Regions from separate parts of the Homo sapiens genome. Here region 1 is linked to region 2. Evidence: read pairs that join two places in POLR2A ChIA-PET (ENCODE). Cell type or tissue: MCF 10A. All regions are shown on one strand. Each heading gives the region's core, and the rest is flanking DNA. Links, peaks and the distances in the headings are about the cores only.

Evidence for each region. ChIA-PET counts read pairs that join two places held together with the same protein. Peaks named below come from ENCODE experiments on the same cell type or tissue, not always from the same donor. Only the 100,000 strongest peaks of a DNase experiment are listed, where the experiment ranks them.
Region 1: POLR2A ChIA-PET joins it to region 2 with 5 read pairs; 7 of 35 experiments call an interaction of 5 or more read pairs at or near these places.

What each region holds. Positions count from the first base shown.
Region 1 is chr20:63,562,179-63,567,529 of GRCh38, forward strand. It overlaps HELZ2 (helicase with zinc finger 2), which reads right to left. Exons shown (of 20, transcript NM_001037335.2): 7 at 4,666-5,351; 8 at 4,200-4,275; 9 at 342-4,053; 10 at 110-204; 11 at 1-25. Among named protein-coding and RNA genes, the nearest start is that of HELZ2, 9.4 kb to the right of the region's middle. RefSeq lists enhancers at 2,056-2,225, 5,080-5,129. In MCF 10A, for the core only: no CTCF peak of the experiment used is centred there; no DNase peak of the experiment used is centred there.
Region 2 is chr20:63,696,725-63,702,070 of GRCh38, forward strand. It overlaps TNFRSF6B (TNF receptor superfamily member 6b), which reads left to right. Exons shown (of 3, transcript NM_003823.4): 1 at 1-467; 2 at 604-798; 3 at 1,556-1,960. The coding sequence starts at 44. The coding sequence ends at 1,839. ARFRP1 (ARF related protein 1) reads right to left here. Exons shown (of 8, transcript NM_001267547.3): 6 at 5,106-5,176; 7 at 3,878-3,978; 8 at 1,923-3,806. The coding sequence ends at 3,719. RTEL1-TNFRSF6B (RTEL1-TNFRSF6B readthrough (NMD candidate)) reads left to right here. Exons shown (of 38, transcript NR_037882.1): 36 at 36-467; 37 at 604-798; 38 at 1,556-1,974. Among named protein-coding and RNA genes, the nearest start is that of TNFRSF6B, 2.7 kb to the left of the region's middle. RefSeq lists enhancers at 1,033-1,082, 2,178-2,227, 2,468-2,647, 2,718-2,767, 2,816-3,697 and 1 more. In MCF 10A, for the core only: no CTCF peak of the experiment used is centred there; a DNase peak (open chromatin) is centred at 2,577.

The DNA.
Region 1 (5,351 bases), core at 215-5,214, 130 kb before region 2:
CGCTCCAGGAACCTGCTGGGGATCACTGAGAGGGGGCAGCCTCCCTGAGCACTCATGCAGGGTGGGGCTGGGGGCCAGAGGGGAAGCTGGAGGGGTGGGGCAGACCTACCTCTGCAGAGGGGCTGCGGGACAGGCCGGCCCAGTGCGATGCTGGTGACCAGCGGGGACGCCTCCTCTAGTCCACGCACGGCTTCCTCCTTGCGGCTGGGGGTGAAGGCAGACACTGGAAAACCAACAGGACTCCCAGGAAAGGGGCTGCTGCCCCACGAGCTCCCCCCTCCTGCAAGTGAGGGGCCCGGGGCGGTCCCCCAGCCCAGCCTCTGCTGGTGGAAGCCACTCACAGATCAGGAAGCTGCTTGGGCAGCAGCTCAACGGTGAACAGGGTGCCCGGCCTCAGCACCTCTTCCGGAACCTTCTCCATGCCCATGTGGTGGACGAAGAGGTGCACCCGTCTGGGAGCCTCCTGCCGGTCTGCCCGGCGCTCCTGGTCCCAGTCCTGCGTCTGCCCGTGGGCCACCCAGGTATACGTGCCGGGGTCAACATTCAGGCCAGGGCCGAGGCTGCTGGGCCCAGGGCGTGGGCTGGCCGTGGGAGCCGGCAGCCCCTCGAGCCGGATGCAGAGGTAGCAGCAGCTGAAGTTGATGTCGGCACAGTTCTCCTCGAGGAAGGCGGCCTCCAGGCGGAAGGCGCCCTGCAGCTGCCCCTGCGGCGTCCGTGACGCCTCCCAGGAGACACTCAGGTGCTGAAGTGTGACGGAGTCATTCTCGGCAACCGCGCCGGTGGCCGACTCCAGGGCGCAGAATGGTTCCCACACGCAGGCGTACTCATCCACGTCGCGGTACCGGTCCCTCGGGGCCCGGTACACACGGCCTGAGAAGCAGTCTCCGGGCCGCTCCACGTGCTCCAGGCAGAGGCTGAAGCCCGGTGCCACCGTCCAGAGCTGAGGGCTCGGTACCAGGAAGCCGTGCTGCAGGCTGGTGCCGAGCTGCACCTGCAGGGTGTCCCCACTGCCCAGCTCCCGGGCCACCTCCAGGAAATGGCCACAGTGGCTCCGCTGCACCTGCACCAGCTCCCGCCGCTGGGACGCCTCGCCCTTCTCCTGGATGAGAGCAGCCGCCTCCGGCCAGCGCTGCAGCTCCACCAGCTCCAGCAGCTGCTTCCACAGGGCCGTCTCCACGGCCAGGGTGTGTGGGTCCGGCACAGTGCCAGGCAGTGGCAGGGGCGGGCTGGATCCCTGCGCTGAGTAGACACGGCGCCGCCACAGGAGCCGCAGGCCCGGCCGGCCTGCCAGGGCGTGGGGGTGCTCGGCCAGCTGCAGGGAGCCGTAGGGGACGGGGCAGGGGTCAGGCAGCGTCTCCCGGTTGCTGGGGAAGAGCAGCCGGAAGCAGCGGGAGCCCGCCTCCACGTCCACCACGAAGCCCAGCTTGTCCAGAGGCTGGGCCTTGAGCTGCACGGCCAGGTGCAGGCTGCGCGCCCGCCGCTGATAGCTCTGGGCAAGTGCGTGCTGGAGGCTGAAGGCCTGGCAGAGCCCATCGATGTCCCTGGCAGAGTAGGCAGAGCCCCCATGGCCCAGCGCCAGCAGGATCTGCCGCTGCAACACCACGTCCAGGTACCTGCGGATGGGCGAGGTGGCCCACGTGTACCAGTCCACCTGCAGCGAGTAGTGGCCGCCCTGCTGCTGGTGGCCCCGGGCGCAGCGGCCGAACGCCGAGCGCTCCAGGGCCTTGCGGAGGTCGCGGCCTGCAGGAGCCAGGAATGGGTGCATGTCGTCCGTGGTGACCAAGTCCACCATCTGTTCGTAGTCCTGGGTGCGGGCAGCAAACTGGACCTGCTTCCAGAGGGAGGCCAGGAGGTGCAGCCGCGTGTCGGGGGGACTGCCCCCGCCGCCGTGCAGGTGGTGGCCGAGGTGCAGTGACAGGGGCACCCGGTCCCCATGCTTCTCACACAGGGCCTTGAGCTGCTGGCTGCGGGGTGCTGGCTGCCACCGCAGAGGCGTGACCGTCCGCGTGCACTCGCTGCCCACCAGGAACTCAGCCACGAGCCTATTAAACTGAATCATGTACTCCTTCACCATGATGTGGGCCGCGCGGAAGCCCAGGGTGCCGTCCTCGTCCGGCTGCTCATAGAAGCAGTCGGACCGCAGGCGGTGCCGGCGCAGCAGCCGAGAGAAGTAGCACGCGGCCACGACGCAGGCGTCCACGGAGTCCAGGCGGGCCGGCAGCTCACGGCCGGCACCCGGGTGCTGCCTGATCACCTCCTCCGCCTCCTCGTAGGACAGCTGGCGGTCAGACTGGACCACGGAGGGTGCAAAGCGCAGGCTCTTCAGCTGGCCACTGGCCTTCTCCATGGTGAGGAACAGGGAGATGGCCAGGCGGTCCCGGCCAGGCAGGAGGCTGAGGACGTCCTGGCAGAGGCTGGCCGGCAGCATGGGCACTGGCTCCCTGCCGGGGGCATAGAACGCAGCGCCCTGCCTTCGCGCCTCCACGTCCAGCACCCCGTCCCTGGGCACGAAGCTGGCCACATCAGTGATGTGCACAGCCACCTCGCACCTGGGACCCAGGTCTCGGACACTGAGGGCATCATCGAGGTTGCAGGCGCCCTGGGGGTCCACAGTGAAGGTCAAGAAGGCGCGGCAGTCCTCTCGGCGGCCGGCAACCCGGCCAAGCTCCGTGTGGTATTTCTGCAGCACCTTGGTGATGGTGGCCTGGTCCGACGGGGGCACCCTCAAGCTGTACTCCAGGCCGAGGATGCGGAGGCCCTGCTCCCAGGTGCTGGCCTCAGGCAGCACCTCCCGGACGATGCCCAGCGGGTAGTAGAAGCCTTGCCGCCACAGGACAATTTGGACCCAGAAGAGCCGGCTGTGCCGGGCCTCGGCGGTGAGCCTCTCAAGCCCCACACGCTGCAGCCGGCCCTTCCGGAGGCTGTAGATGGGGACCTGCGATGGGTCCTTCAGCTCGGCCACGAAGATCTTGGTCACGGAGCCATTGATGGGGACCATGATGCGCGGGTCCCACGTGTCCATGCGGCACACAAACGCCAGCTCGTGCCTCTTCCTCTTCAGCACGCCCAGCACGCGGCCCCGAAGCCGCCCCTCGGGCGCCTTGTCTCCCGAAAGGAGCTGCACCAGCACCTCATCCCCGGCGAAGGCCATCCCACAGTCCAGGCGGCCCCTGACCTGGATGGGGCCCGAGGAGGCATCGTCCAGCGGGATGGCTGACGCCCGCTCGAAGGTCTCTGGCACGAAAGAGCAGTGGCGGTACCGCTCGGGCTCCGCGTGCAGCAGCTTCCGTAGCGCAGCCGGGGGCAGGTTCTCGTACAGCCGGGCCTGCTGCAGGGACTCGGGCCTGGCGACAGTGTCCAGCAGCCCGTCCTCCCCGACGGTCACCATCACCTTCTGGCTCTCGTCCAGAAGCTCCCGTAGGATGGCGTCGTCAGCGTTGAGCTCCCCGTCCCACGGCCAGAAGTCAGCCTCTGCATCCTCAGCCTCCGTGGACTCCACGCCCGCTGCAGCAGCCGCTCCTGCCGCACAGGCCCCGGGCACCACGTCTTCCTTCACTGCGTCTCCTGCTGGTGCTGCCGCAGCCTCCGTCTGCGCTGTGGTTGCCGTGATGTCACGGGATGCTGGGCTCAGAGCCTCATCTCCCGGCTCTGCCTTCACCATGGCCGTCACCACAGCCGCCTGCTCCTCGGCCAGGTCCCCTACTGGCTCTGGGGCAGCCTCCCAGTTCCCCGCTGCCCCAGCCTGTGTGCCTCGGGGAGGCCAGCGCCGTCTCTGCGCCACACCCTGCTCGACCTGCTCCATGGACAGGCCCTCGGGGCAGACACTGTGCCGCTCCACGCACTCACGGATGAAGCTCTCCCAGAGCTTGCCGCAGGCCCCGAAGGAGCAGAGGGCCACGGCGTCCCCCACTACCACCAGCTGGGACTGGGCGCGGGTCAGGACGGTGTTGAGCACGCGGGCGTCGGTGAAGAACTCAGGGGCCAGTGCCCCAGGGCTGAGCAGGCTCTGGCAGGTGTGCACAGTGCTGAGCACCACGACCCGGAACTGCCGCCCTGCAGGGGGCACGCAGTCAGGTCAGGCTGGGTGCGCAAGACGGTGGGACCAGCCCCACCCCTGCCGATGCCAGGCTGAGGAGTGGGCCGAGCCACCCGGGGTATCCTGGGGCAGCTGGCAGCACCTGGCCCCGCTGGTCACCCACCTGGCAGGATCTCAAAACTGCCGACAGACACCTGGCCTAGGTCCCGCCTCCTCAGCTCCTGCCTCAGTGCACTGACCTGAAGACGCAGCAGGGCCGGGGATGAGTGCTGGACGCAGTGAGGACTCGGCCACCCCCGACAAGGAGAGGGCACCCCCACCAAGCTCGGGGATGAGCGCAGGACGCAGTGAGGACTGGGCCACCCCCGACAAGGAGAGGGCACCCCCACCAAGCTCGGGGATGAGCGCAGGACGCAGTGAGGACTGGGCCACCCCCGACAAGGAGACGGCACCCCCACCAAGCTCCAGACACCTCAGGGGCCGAGCCCCACCTCAGCCCTGGGAGGCAAATACTGCAGCCCCCTCTTACAGATGGGGAAACTGAGGCGGGGGCTCGTCCATCAGCCGGAGAGCTCCCCCTCCCCCAGCAGGGGTGCGGTCGGGGGCTGTCCCGGGCTGGCCGGGCTCACCTGGGCACCGTGGGAAACGACACAGATGCACCTCTGCTCGCGGCCGCCCCAGCAGCTGGGCCAGGTGTTGTAGGCCTCCTGCACCTTCTCGACGACCTGCGCAATCTCAGCCAGATTCAGCCAGGACGCCATGGACATGTCCCGGTCTGGGCTGCCCGCCACGTGGCAGAACATGAGCGGGTAGTGCCGGGGGTGGGGCGGAACCTTGCCCCTGGCGTGGATGGGGTTGCCCTTGGCCACGTAGAAGTGCCGCGAGATGAAGCTGACAATGGCGTCCGTGCAGCGGTAGTTCTCGTGGAAGACCAGGCGGCTCTGCCGCGCCACCTCGTGAGTCTCCTGCTGGTAGCACAGGAAGAGGCGGTGCAGCAGCGTGTGCTCGGCCGCCCGGGCCCTGGCCACACTGAACAGCCGGGGTGTGACCTGCATGTGGTCGCCCGCCAGCACGAGGCGGGTGCCGTGCGAGGCATAGGCCAGCGGGGTGAGGGCCTCGCACTCCAGCATCTGGGCCGCCTCATCGATGAGAATGTGGGAGAAGAAGCCGACCGGCACCCTGAGCTCACGGGCCTGGGAGGTGGTGGTGACCACCACGCGGTGCCGCGCCAGCTCTGCCCGTGTGGGCGGGCGGAAAGCCTGGCGGTCGTCGGTCAGGCAACAGTACTGCAGCGTGACTGGGTCCGTCTGGCTCA
Region 2 (5,346 bases), core at 1-5,000:
TGTGTCCGCGCTGAGCCGCGCTCTCCCTGCTCCAGCAAGGACCATGAGGGCGCTGGAGGGGCCAGGCCTGTCGCTGCTGTGCCTGGTGTTGGCGCTGCCTGCCCTGCTGCCGGTGCCGGCTGTACGCGGAGTGGCAGAAACACCCACCTACCCCTGGCGGGACGCAGAGACAGGGGAGCGGCTGGTGTGCGCCCAGTGCCCCCCAGGCACCTTTGTGCAGCGGCCGTGCCGCCGAGACAGCCCCACGACGTGTGGCCCGTGTCCACCGCGCCACTACACGCAGTTCTGGAACTACCTAGAGCGCTGCCGCTACTGCAACGTCCTCTGCGGGGAGCGTGAGGAGGAGGCACGGGCTTGCCACGCCACCCACAACCGTGCCTGCCGCTGCCGCACCGGCTTCTTCGCGCACGCTGGTTTCTGCTTGGAGCACGCATCGTGTCCACCTGGTGCCGGCGTGATTGCCCCGGGTGAGAGCTGGGCGAGGGGAGGGGCCCCCAGGAGTGGTGGCCGGAGGTGTGGCAGGGGTCAGGTTGCTGGTCCCAGCCTTGCACCCTGAGCTAGGACACCAGTTCCCCTGACCCTGTTCTTCCCTCCTGGCTGCAGGCACCCCCAGCCAGAACACGCAGTGCCAGCCGTGCCCCCCAGGCACCTTCTCAGCCAGCAGCTCCAGCTCAGAGCAGTGCCAGCCCCACCGCAACTGCACGGCCCTGGGCCTGGCCCTCAATGTGCCAGGCTCTTCCTCCCATGACACCCTGTGCACCAGCTGCACTGGCTTCCCCCTCAGCACCAGGGTACCAGGTGAGCCAGAGGCCTGAGGGGGCAGCACACTGCAGGCCAGGCCCACTTGTGCCCTCACTCCTGCCCCTGCACGTGCATCTAGCCTGAGGCATGCCAGCTGGCTCTGGGAAGGGGCCACAGTGGATTTGAGGGGTCAGGGGTCCCTCCACTAGATCCCCACCAAGTCTGCCCTCTCAGGGGTGGCTGAGAATTTGGATCTGAGCCAGGGCACAGCCTCCCCTGGGGAGCTCTGGGAAAGTGGGCAGCAATCTCCTAACTGCCCGAGGGGAAGGTGGCTGGCTCCTCTGACACGGGGAAACCGAGGCCTGATGGTAACTCTCCTAACTGCCTGAGAGGAAGGTGGCTGCCTCCTCTGACATGGGGAAACCGAGGCCCAATGTTAACCACTGTTGAGAAGTCACAGGGGGAAGTGACCCCCTTAACATCAAGTCAGGTCCGGTCCATCTGCAGGTCCCAACTCGCCCCTTCCGATGGCCCAGGAGCCCCAAGCCCTTGCCTGGGCCCCCTTGCCTCTTGCAGCCAAGGTCCGAGTGGCCGCTCCTGCCCCCTAGGCCTTTGCTCCAGCTCTCTGACCGAAGGCTCCTGCCCCTTCTCCAGTCCCCATCGTTGCACTGCCCTCTCCAGCACGGCTCACTGCACAGGGATTTCTCTCTCCTGCAAACCCCCCGAGTGGGGCCCAGAAAGCAGGGTACCTGGCAGCCCCCGCCAGTGTGTGTGGGTGAAATGATCGGACCGCTGCCTCCCCACCCCACTGCAGGAGCTGAGGAGTGTGAGCGTGCCGTCATCGACTTTGTGGCTTTCCAGGACATCTCCATCAAGAGGCTGCAGCGGCTGCTGCAGGCCCTCGAGGCCCCGGAGGGCTGGGGTCCGACACCAAGGGCGGGCCGCGCGGCCTTGCAGCTGAAGCTGCGTCGGCGGCTCACGGAGCTCCTGGGGGCGCAGGACGGGGCGCTGCTGGTGCGGCTGCTGCAGGCGCTGCGCGTGGCCAGGATGCCCGGGCTGGAGCGGAGCGTCCGTGAGCGCTTCCTCCCTGTGCACTGATCCTGGCCCCCTCTTATTTATTCTACATCCTTGGCACCCCACTTGCACTGAAAGAGGCTTTTTTTTAAATAGAAGAAATGAGGTTTCTTAAAGCTTATTTTTATAAAGCTTTTTCATAAAACTGGTTGTAGTTGCACAGCTACTGGGAGGGCAGCCGGGGACACCTGAGCCGCCCGCTGTGCCCAGATCCCTCAGGCTGCCTGCCATCAGAACTGCTGCCCGGGGCTTCCCCTACCTCAGACAGACCCTCCCTGGGAGGATCAGTGGGGAGTGCCACCTCTGCCCCCAGTGGCTGTGGCACGTGGCAGGGGCCCCTGAAGCTCAGCGAGGGTCAGGGCCTGGGAGGGTATCATTGCTGGAAGAACAGGATGGGGCTCAGGCCAGCCCTAGTCGCCGGGGCCCACACTAACCCCCCACTTATGAATTCCTCCCACTCCCAACTCACAGGGGATTTCCCGAGAGGGGACCTGCCAAAGACCTCCTCCAGGCCTCCCATGCTTTCCGGGAAGTGAAGCTTCTCCCTCTCTGGGGCAGGCTCTGAAGCCTCCCGATGCACCCAGAGCAACCGGGGGGCTGCACCAGCCACTCGCCTCCCCAGCACGGCCAGGTTCCCGGGGCTGGAGGTCCCCCCCAGGTCCTGGGAACCAACCTGCAGAACACACACAGGGTCCCCTGGAGAGGACGCGGGGACTTCCAGGGCCCGACTCCTGTGAGTCACAGCCCCGCAGCTGCTGCGCCACCCCCACCCTGACTCATGCCCCTTCCCAGCAGCTCCTCCCAGGACCCCATGTCCTTCCCACATCCGCAGGAAGGGAGTGCCTGGACTCTCCAGGCCCACCTGGGGAGCCCCTCACCTGCCCACCAGCCCCTGAGCAGCCCAGTAACACCATCACCGTGTCCAACAGCCAGGAGCCTCCACCCTCCAGGAGGGAAGGGATGGACAGAGCCACACTCGCCGTCTTTATTTTGCACTCACCCTGGGTGACACTGGGCAGGCCGCTCCTGCCCACAGCCAGACTGAGGAAGAACACAGCACTCGGCAGGCCCAGTGGGGTCCGTGCAGGGAGGACCCCAGGACCAGCCTTACTCCCGAGCAGGGGACACAGGGCCCCACAGAGAACCCCTCCGGGAGGTTCTCTCCTGGCTGGGGGAGGGCTCTGGACCCCCACAAACACTCCCCAACTTGCGGGGCTGGGGCATAAAAACAGCCACTCCCAGCAGGCCCCCTCAGCTTTTTGCATCAGTCAGCTCCCTCCCGGGGGATTAGGGTGAGGTGAAGCCAGGCCCAGGCGTGGGGTATAGGTCTTCCCCCGCAGGCCTCAGCCCTGTCCCGAGGCTGCATCACAATCCAGGGCCCCCGCTGGCCTTTGGGAACATGGCCTGGGTCTTCCTCAAGGCAAGATCAGCCCCAGACCACTTCCGGGGTCACGGGGTCACGGGGTCACAGGGCAGAAGCCAGATGGCAGCCATGGCTGACGGGCCTCCTCCTCGATGGGGCGGAGACAGCCACGGGGTCTCCCGAGGGTCCCACAGGGCTGTCCTCATGCAGCCCAAGCCAGCCTGAGCACTGGAGCCCCAATTCCCAACCAGGTCTCCCTCAGACCCCCCAGAAAGGGCCTCGAAAGGCCGCCGCTGCGCCCTGTGGAAAGGCTGCCGCTGCAGGGCCTGGGCCAGCCGGGCTGCCAGACTCCCCTCCAAAGCCTCCGGATGCCTACGCTTTTCCAGACATAGAGGAAAGTTTGTCTTCGAGAAAACAAAGTAAATAGAAGAACCCCAAAGCAAAGCAAACCCACCCCCCAGATCAGCAGCATGGGAGCCAACAGGAGGCCACTCCTCCAGCACCAGGGGACCAGCCGTCCCGACGGCAGCGCGGCTGCGCCTACGTGATGTCCCTCTGCCGCGGCGGCCGGTGCACATTCCGCACGACACACTTCACCATCCACTCGATGCCCTCGCGCACCCCTTTGCTGTGAAGACAGCGGGTGTGAGGCGGGGGGTCTCGGTCCCCAAAGCCCCCGCAGGTGCAGCCCCCACTCACCCTGTGAGGGCCGAGCAGGCCTGGGTCAGGCAATCTCGCCTGCCGATCTTGCTGGTGCAGTCGCTGAAGGCCGTCTTGATGTCAGGGATTGAGAGGCACGTCTGGGGGAGGTAAGGCCGTGAGGAGCAGCCCCCACGTCTGGCCCTGTCCTGCCTGTGGGCCCGGGACTCTCAGAAGGGCGTATGCCCTTCACCCCAGGGAAACAGCCAGAGCTCCACCAGGGTCCCAGTGTCTCCCACAGAGACCACAGCAGTGAGGACCCTGTGCTCAGCCCGAGGCTGAACATGGCTGGTAGTGCCTGAGACAAACTAGACGTCCACACGGCTCCAAGGAGTCCACCCCCCATCCCCTCCCTGGGGGACACCCTGAGCCCCGAGGTGGGGCGCTGAGGACTGAGGCCTCCTGGGCAGTGGCGGAGGCAGGTCCCAGGGGCCCACACAGCCGGGGATGATGGAGAGGTGGGAGCCCTGCATCAGTGATGGAGGCAGTCTGCAGTCATGGTGGCTTCTGCTCACAACCACCTGCCCAGTCTTCAAAAAGCAGCCCTCCCCTCCCCTTTTCCTCCGAGGGGAGACCCCTGCCCCGTACCAGATGTCCCTCTTGTCGGCTGAGATTGTAGGGGAGGCCAGCCTTACAGGCTGGGGGCAACAGAGCCACCCCAGAGAAGGCAGGAAGTGAAGATTCACCTGGCCCTCTGGACGCCGGGCTGCTTCTGTGCAAAGCCACTCCAAGAGAACAGCTAGAACTCAGCGTGGCCAGTGCTCCCGGGGGCAGTGGCACCTCAGAGGGGTCTTGAGGGGCTGCCCTGGGGGTGGGGCTGGCACAGATGCCACCTCCAAGGGTAGCAGGAACAGGTAAGGGTCAGAGCTGACTCCCACCAGGGCCCCAGCATCACTTCTTTGAGCTCTGAGTTTCACCTGGGTGTCCCCACAGCTTGGCCACACACTCCTGAGACACGGCCGCCCTCCTGGGGAGAGGTGCCCTGCATAGCAGGAAGAGGCCTCTGGGCGCCTGCCCTGAGGTGGGAGAACCTCCAGGGCTGGCAGCAGCAGGTCTGGAGAGGAACCAGGCTTGGGAAGCTGCTGGGGGCAGGGCAGGCCTTGAGAATGGCTCTGTACCCCCTGGGCAGTCACTGGGCCTGGGGTGTCTGGGTGCACACCTGCTCCCCTTGCTGTGGGGGAGGCTGGGGACTCGGGAAGCTGCTGCGGGAGGCAGGGGTGGGGCTCACCTCCACATCCTGCTTGTTGGCCAGCACCAAGACGGGGACACCGCACAGCGCCTCGCTGGTCACCACCTTCTCTGGGGAGGGCAGGAGAGGCAGCGCCTCACACCCAGCATCCTGCCTCTGACTGCCCAGGGGCCCACAGGCGTGGACACTGTGACAGCCACTCCCTCTGCCCCCCCCCCCCCCGTCACCCACTAGGCAGGAGCACTTCTGACCAGACACTGAGCCTGCCCCAGGCACAGAG